Regions from separate parts of the Homo sapiens genome. Here region 2 is linked to region 1. A link is an interaction called in ENCODE POLR2A ChIA-PET data of the cell type or tissue named here. Cell type or tissue: PC-9. All regions are shown on one strand. Links, peaks and the distances in the headings refer to the core of each region. The heading gives the core; the rest is flanking DNA. Region 1 holds the start of CASP14 (caspase 14). Region 2 overlaps SLC1A6 (solute carrier family 1 member 6).

Region 1 (7,522 bases), core at 2,943-5,442:
TTTTTTTTTTCTATCTAGATCCTTCTCTGACAATTTTGGTGGCATAATATCTGCTATGCCTTCCCCCATCAACCATCCATTCATCTATGTTTTTATCCATCTATCTATCCAGTCACCCATCAATTCATTCATCTATCCATCTACCATCTATCCATTAATTCATCATCTATCCATCCATTCACCCACTCACCCTTCCATCTATTCATCTGTCCATCTACTTATCTATTAATCAGTCATCCCATCCACCCATCCTTCCACCCGCACATCTATCTAGTCATCCATCAATCCAATTTAACATCCATCCTTTTATTCATCAACCCATCCACCAATTTATCTTTCCACTTACCTATCTATCCACTCATCCATCCATCCATCCACCCACTCACACATCTATTCATCCGTCTGTCTACCCATCTATTAATCAGTCATCCCATATACCCATTCATTCTTCCATCAACCCATTTATCTACCCATCCATCTATCTATCCATCCACTTATTCATCCAACCACTCATTCATTCATCCATCCATCCATCCATTCATCCATTATCTCTCTCTGTCTTCCATCCCTCCATCTATTCTATCTTCCAACTATCCCTCCATCTAGCCCTCCTTCTATCCATTCCTTCATCCATCATCTCTATCTTCCATCTATCCATCCACCTATTTACTTATCCATCTACCCACCCACCCATCCATCCATCCATCCATCAATCCATCCACCCACCCACCCACCTACCCAGCAAATATTTTCTGGGTATCTATTATGTGTTATGCACTTAGAATCCATTAAGTAAGACAGACATGCTCCCTGACTTTCTGTCCTTCTGTAGCTCTAGTCTGTGACAGAAATGAATATTAAATCTCTCTCTCTCTCTCTCTCTCTCACACACACACACTCACACACACACACAGCAAGTGCTGTGACGAAAGAGGAGCCAAAGATTGTGAGGGAGGAAGTGGAAGGAGCATAGCCCTGGAGCCAGAACCGAATCCTGCCTCAGTCCCTTCCCAGCTGTGTGACCTTCGGCATCTCACTCTCCTCTCTGAGACTCGATTTTCCCATCCGCAAAGGACCTGGGGAGAGCTCTAGGTGCTTAACAGCAATGGTGACCCAGGTAGGTTTTAGGATCCCTCTTGACCTCCTGGAACTTTCCTCTTCCTTCTCTGGACTCTCACAGCTCTGCTTGCTCCTACTTGAATTACAGCAGTGTTTTTGATTCTTACTCTCATGGCTGAACTGGCAGCTCAGTTTTCAGGACTGAAAGCCTGACTTCATTATCTCTGTCTCCATCATGGCCAACAGTGTGGCAGGGAGCACAGAGGTGGTGTTGGAGAGAATTTGCTGAGTAAACAAATAAGAAAAAAATGAACAGATGAAAAGAAAGAGGGGATGGATGGAAATTTCTTCCATTCTGCCAAAACTGGCCAGAGCATTAATTCATGAAGGGAGAGGGAGCGTATGTGTGTATGTGCGTGTGTGTGTGTGTGTGTGTGTGTGTGTGTGTGTGAGAGAGAGAGAGAGAGAGAGAGAGAGAGGCTAATATCCACCAAATCACTTACCAACTCTAGAGGCAGCTGTTCCTCAAGGCCAAGTTCAATCTCACTACTCTCCTAGTTGCCAATACTGAGCTGGGCACCGAGGAGGAGTCAGGCCCACGTACTGATCTTGGAGAAGGGGCTGACAGTGTGGAATCTCCCGGGGTTTCTCCTGAGAAGCCTGGTCTATGAATCGGGTGGCACAATCACCTGGCCCTTTATTGTCGGTGAGTTTTCTGTCACTCAAGAAACCTCATGACACACCCTTGGCACACAGCTGTGGTGTGGAAATGGAGCCAACGCCAATGGGATGAGTGATCGCAAGGCTGAGGGGACTCCCTCTGGCAAAGGTGGCCTAGGCAGAGAGTCTAAATGAGTCAGATGTCTGTGCCAGCCCAGCCACAACCTCTCCCAACCCCCATCCCATAGCCAGCCCATCTGGTTATTACCATCATCATTATGCCTAGTTTATTCATCTCACCTTCCACTGTGTAGATAACACCGACTTCACTTAGTTATTATCTCATCGAGTCTTCAAGAGTCTAGACAGATCAGTATTTTTGCTCCCATTTTGCAGATGGAGAAACTGAGGCTCATAGAGGTGAAATGACTGCCCAAGGTCAGCAATTGGCACAGTTGGCATTCAACCCTATAAGGGGTGAGGTGTGGTGGGTCACGTCTGTAGTCCCAGCGCTTTGGGAGGCCAAGGCAGGAGGATCGCTTGAGGTGAGGAGTTTGAGACCAGCCGGGGCATAGTGAGACCCTGTCACTAAAATAATAATAATAATAAAAATGATGGCATATACCTATAGTCCTAGCTACTCAGGAGGCTGAGGTAGGAGGCTGGCTTGAGCCTAGGAGTTTGAGGCTGCAGCGAGCTAAGATTGTGCCTCTGCACTCCAGCCTGGGTGACAGAGCAAGACTCTGTCTTAAATATAAAAACAAACAAACAACCCCTAAAATGTTCCAGCCCAGTTGCCTTAACTGATGCATCATGATGATTCCTCTCTTCCTCCTCCTCTTATTATTTTTCAGCCATTTTGTTTCATTTTATTTCTTATGTTAATAGTGAAACCAAAGGCGAACCTGATTAAGCCCTCCAGACTTAATCTGCCTTGCGTTTAATTGCTTACTTACTTTTAATTGCTTACTTATAGTTGATCTTAAAAGCGCCACTAGCAAGTCACGTAGCCAAATAATGCATAACTAAACTCCCACTGGCTTCCTTACAGATAACATTTTTGTCTGTGGGACACTATAGTAATGGGTGCTTAAAGTTGTTTTTCAGGAACTAGGTAGGAGGCAGCTCTTGTTTAGTTTAAGCCAGTGGAGATCACTGACCCTTCAACTGCACCTATGTGGGTAGCTGATATCAGAGGGCCGTAAACTCCACCTTCAGATCATGCTAAATGCTATTTTTTGCACAAATGTCCTATCTAAAGCCATGTAGCTCAACCATGCTTGCTCAGAAATTCTGATTACCTCACCTTCCCTACCTGCCAGTCACCTTTCTCCGTACTTTAGATCACCCCGTTTTCTATCCCATAAGCACCCTCAAACCCTATTTTTGGGGAGGAGAATTTGAGACCTGTTTTACCACCTCGTCGCTTAATTGCCTCATGAACGAACTCTTCCTCTTCTGCAAAATCTGTCATTACATTGATTGGCTTGCTGCACAGAGGAAGAACAAACTCGGTTCGATAGCAACAGCTTAAATGAGATATAATTTACGTATTATACAATTCACCCACCTGAAGTGTGCAATCCAGTGGGTTTCAATATATTCACAGTGATGCAACCATTGCGTCAGTTCATTTTGGAACATTTTGTTTTTTCTTTTTTCGGAGATAAGATCTGTCACCCAGGCTGGAGTGCAGTGGAGCGATCACAGCTCACTGCAGCTTAAAACTCCTGGGCTTATTCGATCCTTCCACCTCAGCCTCCTGGGCAGCTGGGACTACAGGTGTGCACGTACATGCCTTGCTACTTTTTTCCTCAAGATTTTTTGTAGAGACAAAGTCTTGCTGTGTTGCCCAGGCTGGTCTCGAACTTCTGGCCTCAAGGGATCCTCCCCACTCGGCCTCCCAAAGTGTGAGATTACAGGCGCGGGCCACCACACCTGGCTCATTTTAGAACATTTTTATCACCCCCCAAAAGAATCCCAGTACCCTTTAGCTATCACTCCCAATCTCTCCATACATCCCAGCCTTAGGCAACCACTAGCCGAGTTTCTGTCTCTGCAGGTTTCCCTGTTCTGGATATTTCACAGAAATAGAATCATACACTATGTGATTTTTGTGTCTGGCTTCTTTCATTCAGCATGATGTTTTCAAGAACAGTATTGCAGGGATGTTGGTTTGTTGTCTCCTGTTTCATTTTGTTTTGGTTTTTAGAGAGCCAAGTGTTAGATGTCTTTCAGCAAACCATTGCAGACACTCCCATTCCAATTCCTTCCCCTAAGATCCAGCCTTCTTAGCTGACCAGATCCTATAAATCAATGAGATTTCAAGGAGGAGGAAGATAGCATCCACATGGTAGCATATATTAGAACTTCATCCCTTTTTCTGACTGAATAATAGTCCATTGTACAGATATACCTCATTTTGTTTATTTATTCATCTGTGGAGGAACATTTCAGTTGTGTTAGGCTTTTGGCTATTTGAAGGATGCTGTTATACATATTTATGTACAAGTTTTATGTGGATTTTTTTTTGAGACAGGGTCTCACTAAGTTGCCCAGGCTGGAGTGCAATGGTATGATCTCAACTCACTACAACCTCTGCTTCCCGGACTCAAGCAATTCTCCAGCCGCAGCCTCCCCAGTAGCTGGGACTACAGGCGTGCACCACCATGCCAGGCTAATTTTTTGTGTGTTTTTTGTAGAAACTGGGTTTTGCCATGTTGCCCAGCTGTTGTTAAACTCCTGAGCTGAAAACGATCCACCTGCCTGGGCCTCCCAAAGTGCTGGGATTACAGGCGTGAGCCACCACGCTTAGCCTGATGCATGTTTTAATTCCATTCCTAGTAGTGCAACTTTCTAGCAATACAGAAATGTTTTTTTTAGCAAAACTGGCCTGTTCTCATCCTTCCAATTCTTCCCTTTGCTTCCAGGTAGCCCAGGCACAAGACTGAGCAATTTCCCTTCAGTGCCTATTGCCGCATTGACTTACACACATTCGCAGTGTTAGTTACATAGGTGGGCCCGTTCTACAAAATTGTCCTGTTACTTGCCTTGTTCACCGAATTATGTCTGGGTCATCTTTCCATGTTAGCACATATGGAACAAACTCAATTTTTTTGTGTTCTTTAAACAACTATTGAGAATAACCTATGTGAAGAAAAGTGCGCGACTCTTTTTTTTTCTTTCTTTTTTTTTTTTTGAGACGGAGTCTCGCTCTGTCACCCAGGCTGGAGTGCAGTGGCGTGATCTTGGCTCACTGCAACCTCTGCCTTCCGGGTTCATGCCATTCTCCTGCCTCAGCCTCGCGAGTTGCTGGGATTACAGGCACTCACTACCACACCTGGCCAATTTTTGTATTTTTAGTGGAGATGGGGTTTCACCATGTTGGTCAGGCCTGTCTCGAACTCCTGACCTCGTGATCTGTCCCTCTTGGCCTCCCAAAGTGCTGGGATTACAGGCATGAGCCACCGCACCCGGCCTAGTGCACAACTCTTAAATGTGCAGCTTGATAATTTTTTTCAAACTGAACATATCCACGTGACCGACAATTCAGTGGTGCTATTGAATCAATTCTGCAATGGCATAAAAAGTACACACTTTTCACTAAAAGAGAAACAAAACCCAGGAAAACACCAAATTAAACTGGACATAACATCCTACACTTACCCCATGCCAAAATTTTAGCTAAAGCATGCTTTTGCTGTCTTCTTCCTCCTTGAAATCTCATTGTTTGACAGGGTCTGGTCCGTTAAGAAAGTTGGATCTTAGGGGAATCAGTCAGGACTCGGAGTGTTTGCAATGATGTGTTGGAAGATGTCTAACACTTCGCTCTCTAAAAACAAGACAAAATGAAGCCAAAAAACCACAACAAATCAACATCCCCCAATACTATTCAGCCATAAAAAGAATGAAATCCTGTCATTTGTGGTAACATGGATGGAACTGGAGGACAGTATGTTAGGTGAAATAAGCTAGAAACAGAAAGTTAAACAGCACATGTTCTCATTCATGTGTGGAAGCTAAATAAGTTGATTTTGTAAAAGCAAAAAGTGGAACAGAGGATGTTAGAGGCTGGGAATGGTAGGGGGAAGAGAGGATAGGGAGAGATTTGTTAAAGGATACAAAATTACAGCTAGTGCTGTTCACAACAGCAAAAACATGGAATCAACCTAGGCGCCCATCAACAGTGGACTGGATAAAGAAAAGTGTTATATATATATGTGTGTGTGTGTGTGTGTGTGTATGTGTGTATATGGTGTATATATATATGGTGTGTGTATATATACCATGGAATACTATGCAGCCATAGAAAATAACAAAATCATGGCTGGTTGCGTGGCTCATGCCTGTAATCCCAGCACTTTGGGAGGCCGAGGTGGGTGGATCACCTGAGGTCAGGAGTTTGACAACAGCCTGGCCAACATGGTGAAACCTCATCTCTACTAAAAATACAAAAATTAGCCAGGCGTGGTGGCGCATGCCTGTAATCCCAGCTACTGGGGAGGCTGAGGCAGGAGAATTGCTTGAACCCAGGAGGCAGAGGCTACAGTGAGCCAAGACCGTGCCACTGCACTCCAGCCTGGGCGATAGAGCAACACTCTGCCTCAAAAAAAAAAAAAAAAAAAAGAAAGAAAAAAGAAAAGAAAAGGAAAGAAAACAACAAAATGATGTCGTTTGCAGCAAAATGGATGCAGCTGGAGGCCATTATCCTAAGTGAATTAATGCAGGAACAGAAAACCAACCACCACATGTTCTCACTTATAAGTGGGAGCAAAACATTGACTACTCGTGGACATGAAGATGGAAACAATAGACACTGGTGACTACTAGAGGGAGGAGGGCAGGAGAGGGGGTGAGGGTTGAAAAACTACCTACTGTGTCCTGTGCTCACTACTTGAGTGATGGGATCATTCATACAGCAAACCTTAGCATCATGTAGTGTAGCCACTGATATGGTCTGGCTCTGTGTCCCTACTCAAATCTCATCTTGAATTGTAATCTGAATTGTAATCCCCAGGTTTGGGGGAGGGACATCGTGGGAGGTGATTGGATCATGGGGCCAGTTGTCCCATGCTGTTCTCGTGATAGTGAGTGAGCTGTCCTGAAATCTCATGATTTTATAAGGGGCTTTTCCCACTTTGCTCTTCACTTCTCTCTCCTGCTACCACGTAAGACGTGCTTCTTCCCCTTCTGCCATGATTGTAAGTTTCCTGAGGCCTCCCCGGCCATGGGGAACTGTAAGTCAATTAAACCTCTTTCCTTTATAAGTTACCCAGTCTTGGGTATTTCTTTATAGAGTATAAAAATGGATTAATAAACTCATGTAACAAATATGCACATGTACCACCGAATTTAAAATAAAAATTGAAAAAGAAAGATAAAGGTAACTTCAAAATGGTAGAAACATTTTATGGCATTTTTACTTGCCCTTGTCCCCCGCTCTATCTCCCCACCAAAAAATACAGCTAGGTAGGAAGAATAAGTTCTAGTGTTCTACAGCACTGTAGGGTAACTACAGTAAACAATAATATATTACATAGTTTCAAACAGCTAGAAGGAGAATATTGCATGCTCCCAACACAAAGAAATGATAAGTGTTTGAGATGATTGACATGTCAATTACCCTGATCTGATTACTGTATGTCATATGCCTCAAAACATCACTATGTACTCCATGAATATGTACAATTATTATGTGTCAATTAAAAAATAAAGAGGATGGCCAGGCGTGGTGGCTCACATCTGTAATCCCAGCACTTTGGGAGGCCGAGGCCAGCGGATCATTGGAGGTCAGAGTCTGACA
Region 2 (4,417 bases), core at 1-2,500, 70 kb after region 1:
ATTATTAATTGACAATCATGATGGTATATACTTATAAGTGATGCAGACAGGACTGAGAAAAATTGATAGTAAGACATTCTCACACTGTAGCATTTTACTCTATTCTTAATTTTGTGTGAGTTAGGTTTCTGCTTTTTATCAACCACAGTTGGCAACTATTTTATGGTCATCAGGTGCTAAGATGCTGTTTTCTTTTCTTTTAGACAGGGTTTTACGCTGTCACCCAAGTTGGAGTGCAGTGGTACGATCATAGCTCATTGCAGCCTCAAACTCCTGGGTTCAAGCGATCCTCCTGCTTTAGCCTCTTGAGTGGCTAGGACTACAGGCACAGGCCACCGTGCCTGGCTAATTTTTAATTTTTAAAAAAGAGACAGGGTCTGGCTATGTTGCCCAGGCTGGCCATGAACTCCTGGGCTCAAGCGGTTCTCCAGCCTTCACCTCCCAAAGTGTTGGGATTGCAGGCATGAGCCACTGCGTCTGGCCCACAGATGCTAAGTGCTGTCTGCTCTTCTCCAGGGGTCAGCAAATTTTTTCAGCAAATGGCCCAAGAGTAAACATTTTGAGCTTTGTGGCCCGTACAATCTCTGTCCCAACAACTCAACTCAGGCATTGTAGCTTGAAAGCAGCTGTAGACAATAGGTAATGCATGAGTGTGGCTGTGTGCCAATAAAACTTTATTTACAAAAACAAGCAGTAGGCTGAATTTGACTAGCAGACCATAGTTTGTCAATACCGTATTATGTCTTGTAAGGAAGAGAAAGGAACCGGACAAAACTCTAGCCTCGGGAGTTTTCCTGACTGTTCAGATCTTAGCTGAATGATCTCCCTTGGTATCTACAGGCAACTTCCTGCTGTGGCTTAGGGACTGGAAACATAATATCCCAGAGGGATTCCCTGTGTAGTCTGTGGTTCACTCTTTGGGATTTTTTTTTTTTTTTTTTTTCACAGCAAGGAGAAGCAGCATTGTGGTTTCAGGAGATGGGTCCATTTGGAGCAGGATCCTAAGTGGGGCTTGGCATTGGGAATTTGGATTAGCTCTAGAGGACGCAGGATCTGGAAAATCAGGGCAGATTTCCCATCCCTTGGATATGGTGGGGAGTTGAGGAGGGCAAGGAAGATCCCAGAAAAGCCAGTGGCAGCAAAACACAAAGGCCAGGGACCTACGTACTGGTAAAACTGAGACCTCCAAGAAACCTGCAGCTCGACCTGGTTGAATTCAGGTACTGGGGGTGTGGCTGGGGTGCGGGTGAGAAAAAATATCAGGGAGCCTTGATCCCTTAGGAAGTAGATGGGGGGCAGCCGGGCGCTGTGGCTCATACCTGTAATCCCAGCACTTTGGGAGGCCGAGGTGGGTGAATCACCTGAGGTCAGGAGTTCGAGACCAGCCTGGCCAACAGTGAAACCCCGTCTCTACTAAAAATACAAAAATACTAAAAATAAGTAAACATGTGGTATTACACTTTGCTTCTGAATTATTGCACTTAAGAGAATGGCCTCCAGTTGTATGTGTGTTGCTGTAAAAGACACTTTATTATGGCTGATTACTATTCCATGATATACATAATGAAACATAGATAAAATACTGTAATCAACAATGTAGCAAGAAAATGTGATATTGATATAAATGTGATACAGATCTATTTATCTATAATATGATAAACTTATCTATATCACATTTTCTTTAATCGTCCATTGGTGGACACTTAGGTTGATTCCATATCTAGGCGATTGCGAATATTGCTGTGATGAAACATGCCAGTGCAGATATCCTTTTGATACAATGATTTGTTTTCCTTGGGGTGGATATTCAGTAGGGAGGTTTCTGGATGGGATGGAGTTCTTTGAGAAATCTCCATACTGTTGTCCTTTCCACTGGGTAGATCGAAAGGGAGCCCATGGGAGAGGGAGCCTAAGAGTGGGTCTAGAAGGAAGAACAGAATTCTCAGTATGCCTGGAAGAAGGGCACCACCCTTTCTTGGTTATGAGAACAGTGTAGGTTAGGAGGTATAGTACCTATAGCACACAGTGCTTTTAGGGACCCACAGAAAAGTCCCCTTCCCTTTCCTTCCCTTCCCCCTTCCCTTTCCTTCCCTTCCCTTCCCTTCCCTTTCCTTCCCTTCCCTTCCCTTCCCTTTGTCCCCTTCCCTTCCCTTCCCTTTGTCCCCTTCCCTTCCCTTCCGTTCCCTTCCCTCCTTTCTTTCTTTTTTTTTTTTCCTTTTTTTTTTTTTTTGACAAAGTCTGGCTTTGTCACCCAGGCTGGAGTACAGTGGTGCAATCTTGGCTCACTGCAACCTCTGCCTCCTGGGTTCAAAGCGATTCTCCTGCCTCAGCCTCTGGAGTAGCTGGGATTACAGGCGTGTGACACATCCAGCTAATTTTTGTATTTTTCATAGAGATGGGGTTTCGCCATGTTGGCCAGGCTGGTCTCGAACTCCTGACCTCAAGTGATCTGCCCACCTCGGCCTTCCAAATTGCTGGGATTACAGATGTGAGCCACTGCGCCCTGGCCGTTTTCATTTTTTTTGCTTCCCTTTTATTTTGAGTTGATACAAAATACTTGTACATATTGATGGGATACAGTGACATTTCGATACATGCATACAATGCGTAAAGATCAAATCAGGGTAATTAGCACATCCATCATCTCAAACATTGATCATTTCTTAATGTGTGAATGCTCAGAACCTTCTCTACTGGCTTTTTGGAAAATATAGAATAAATGATCATTAACCATAGTCCCTCTACGGTGCTGCAGAACACCAGAACTCATTCTTTCTATCTAGCTGTAGTTTTGTATCTGTTAACCAACCTCTCCCCATCCTCTCCTCCCGCCTACCCTTCCCAGCCTCTAATACAATTCTACTATTTCCCTGATGTTTTCATCTCTTTCAAAATCAGAAGACAGAAACAAGCATTTAGGTGAAAGAATGTTATAATGTAGAATATTAACATATTCATTTTAATTTTTAATTTTTTTAGGGTGGGTGCGGTGTCTCATGCCTACAATCCCAGCACTTTTGGAGGCTGAGGTGGGAGGATCACTTGAGCCCAGGAGTTGGAGGCTGCAGTGAGCTGCACTCCTGCCTGGTTGACAGAGCGACATTCTGTCTCAGGTCTTGAACTCCTGGGCTCAGGTGATCCTCCCCACTCAGCCACCCAAGTAGCTGGGATTACAGGCATGAGCCACAGCAGCTGGCTCAATTTTTAAAATTGAGGGGAATTCACATAACACAAAAGCAACCATTTGAAAACATATAATTCAATAGCATCTAGTATTTTCATTATGTTGTGCAATAATTGTCACCTCTATCTCGTTCTGAAATAACATATTTTTCTTTATATGAATGCAGTTGTGAAATAGAATTTTAATGTAGGCTTTTTTTTAATGAAGGAAGGGGTGCACAAAGAGAAAAGTTCCTCAGGCCCATGAAAATCACAATTTCTGAGCCGCCCTGTACACGTGAGGTGTTTAGTTGGTAGACAGATGGGCAAGTTTTAATTTTTATATGCATTTTATTTAATGTTGATGAAAAATATAATTCACATTTCAAGTAGGGGTCTAAAGTTTCCATTTTAGATACATTTTTAATTTTAATTTTAAAAGTATTTATTTATTTTTATTTTGAGACAGAGTCTCACTCTGTCGTCCAGGCTGGAGTGCTGTGGTGCGATCTCGGTTCACTGCAACCTCCACCTCCTGGATTCAAGTGATTCTCTTGCCTCAGCCTCCCGAGTAGTTGGGACTACAGGCACCTGCCACCACGCCTGGGTAATTTTTGTATTTTTAGTAGAGGCGGTGTTTCACTGTGTTGGCCAGGCTGGTCTCGAACTCCTGAGCTCAAGTGATCTGCCCGCTTCGGCCTCCCAAAGTGCTGGGATTATAGGCGTGAGCCACCACGCCTGGTTCGGTACTGTTTTTTAGGTAAGTGAATAAGGACACATGGATATGGCCAAATATAAAGAGGAGACGCAAAAGCCTGCAGTTTGGGAAACATCAGTACAGTGCCTGCCACCCCAGAGGGGCTCATGAACATCACACTGTGGCCAAGAATCATTATCATTTCATTCCCAAGGGACTCCCCGCTCTCCTGACTCCCCGCTCTCCCTGTTGCTCACCTGGGCATTCAGGCAGAATAGCTGCATTTACTGGGCACCTGCTGTTTGCCAGGCACCTGCTGATTTTGTCCTTGTGAAAAGCCTCCAGGCTGGACACAAAACCGTCCTAATTTGGGGGACTAGCCTCCGGGTGCTTTGTCTAGGGCTCCGTATGCAGCTGGCACTTCACAAAGGCTTGTTAATTTCCCTTGAGCCACTGGGGCAGCCCCCAGAGGCTTGTGATGATCTCAGTGAAATAAGAGTGGGCTGGAGTCAGGGTGTGTCAAAAAGGTCCATTATTTTTGTGGTTTCCTCCTCTTCC

Evidence for each region. Peaks named below come from ENCODE experiments on the same cell type or tissue, not always from the same donor. Only the 100,000 strongest peaks of a DNase experiment are listed, where the experiment ranks them.
Region 2: POLR2A ChIA-PET joins it to region 1 with 28 read pairs; 5 of 35 experiments call an interaction of 5 or more read pairs at or near these places.

The regions. Positions count from the first base shown.
Region 1 is chr19:15,043,686-15,051,207 of GRCh38, reverse strand. CASP14 (caspase 14) reads right to left here and starts at 1,728. Exons shown (of 7, transcript NM_012114.3): 1 at 1,563-1,728. In PC-9, for the core only: no CTCF peak of the experiment used is centred there; no DNase peak of the experiment used is centred there.
Region 2 is chr19:14,973,564-14,977,980 of GRCh38, reverse strand. The region is part of intron 1 of SLC1A6 (solute carrier family 1 member 6); the gene reads left to right. Among named protein-coding and RNA genes, the nearest start is that of SLC1A6, 4.1 kb to the left of the region's middle. In PC-9, for the core only: no CTCF peak of the experiment used is centred there; no DNase peak of the experiment used is centred there; H3K4me3 peaks cover 639 bases.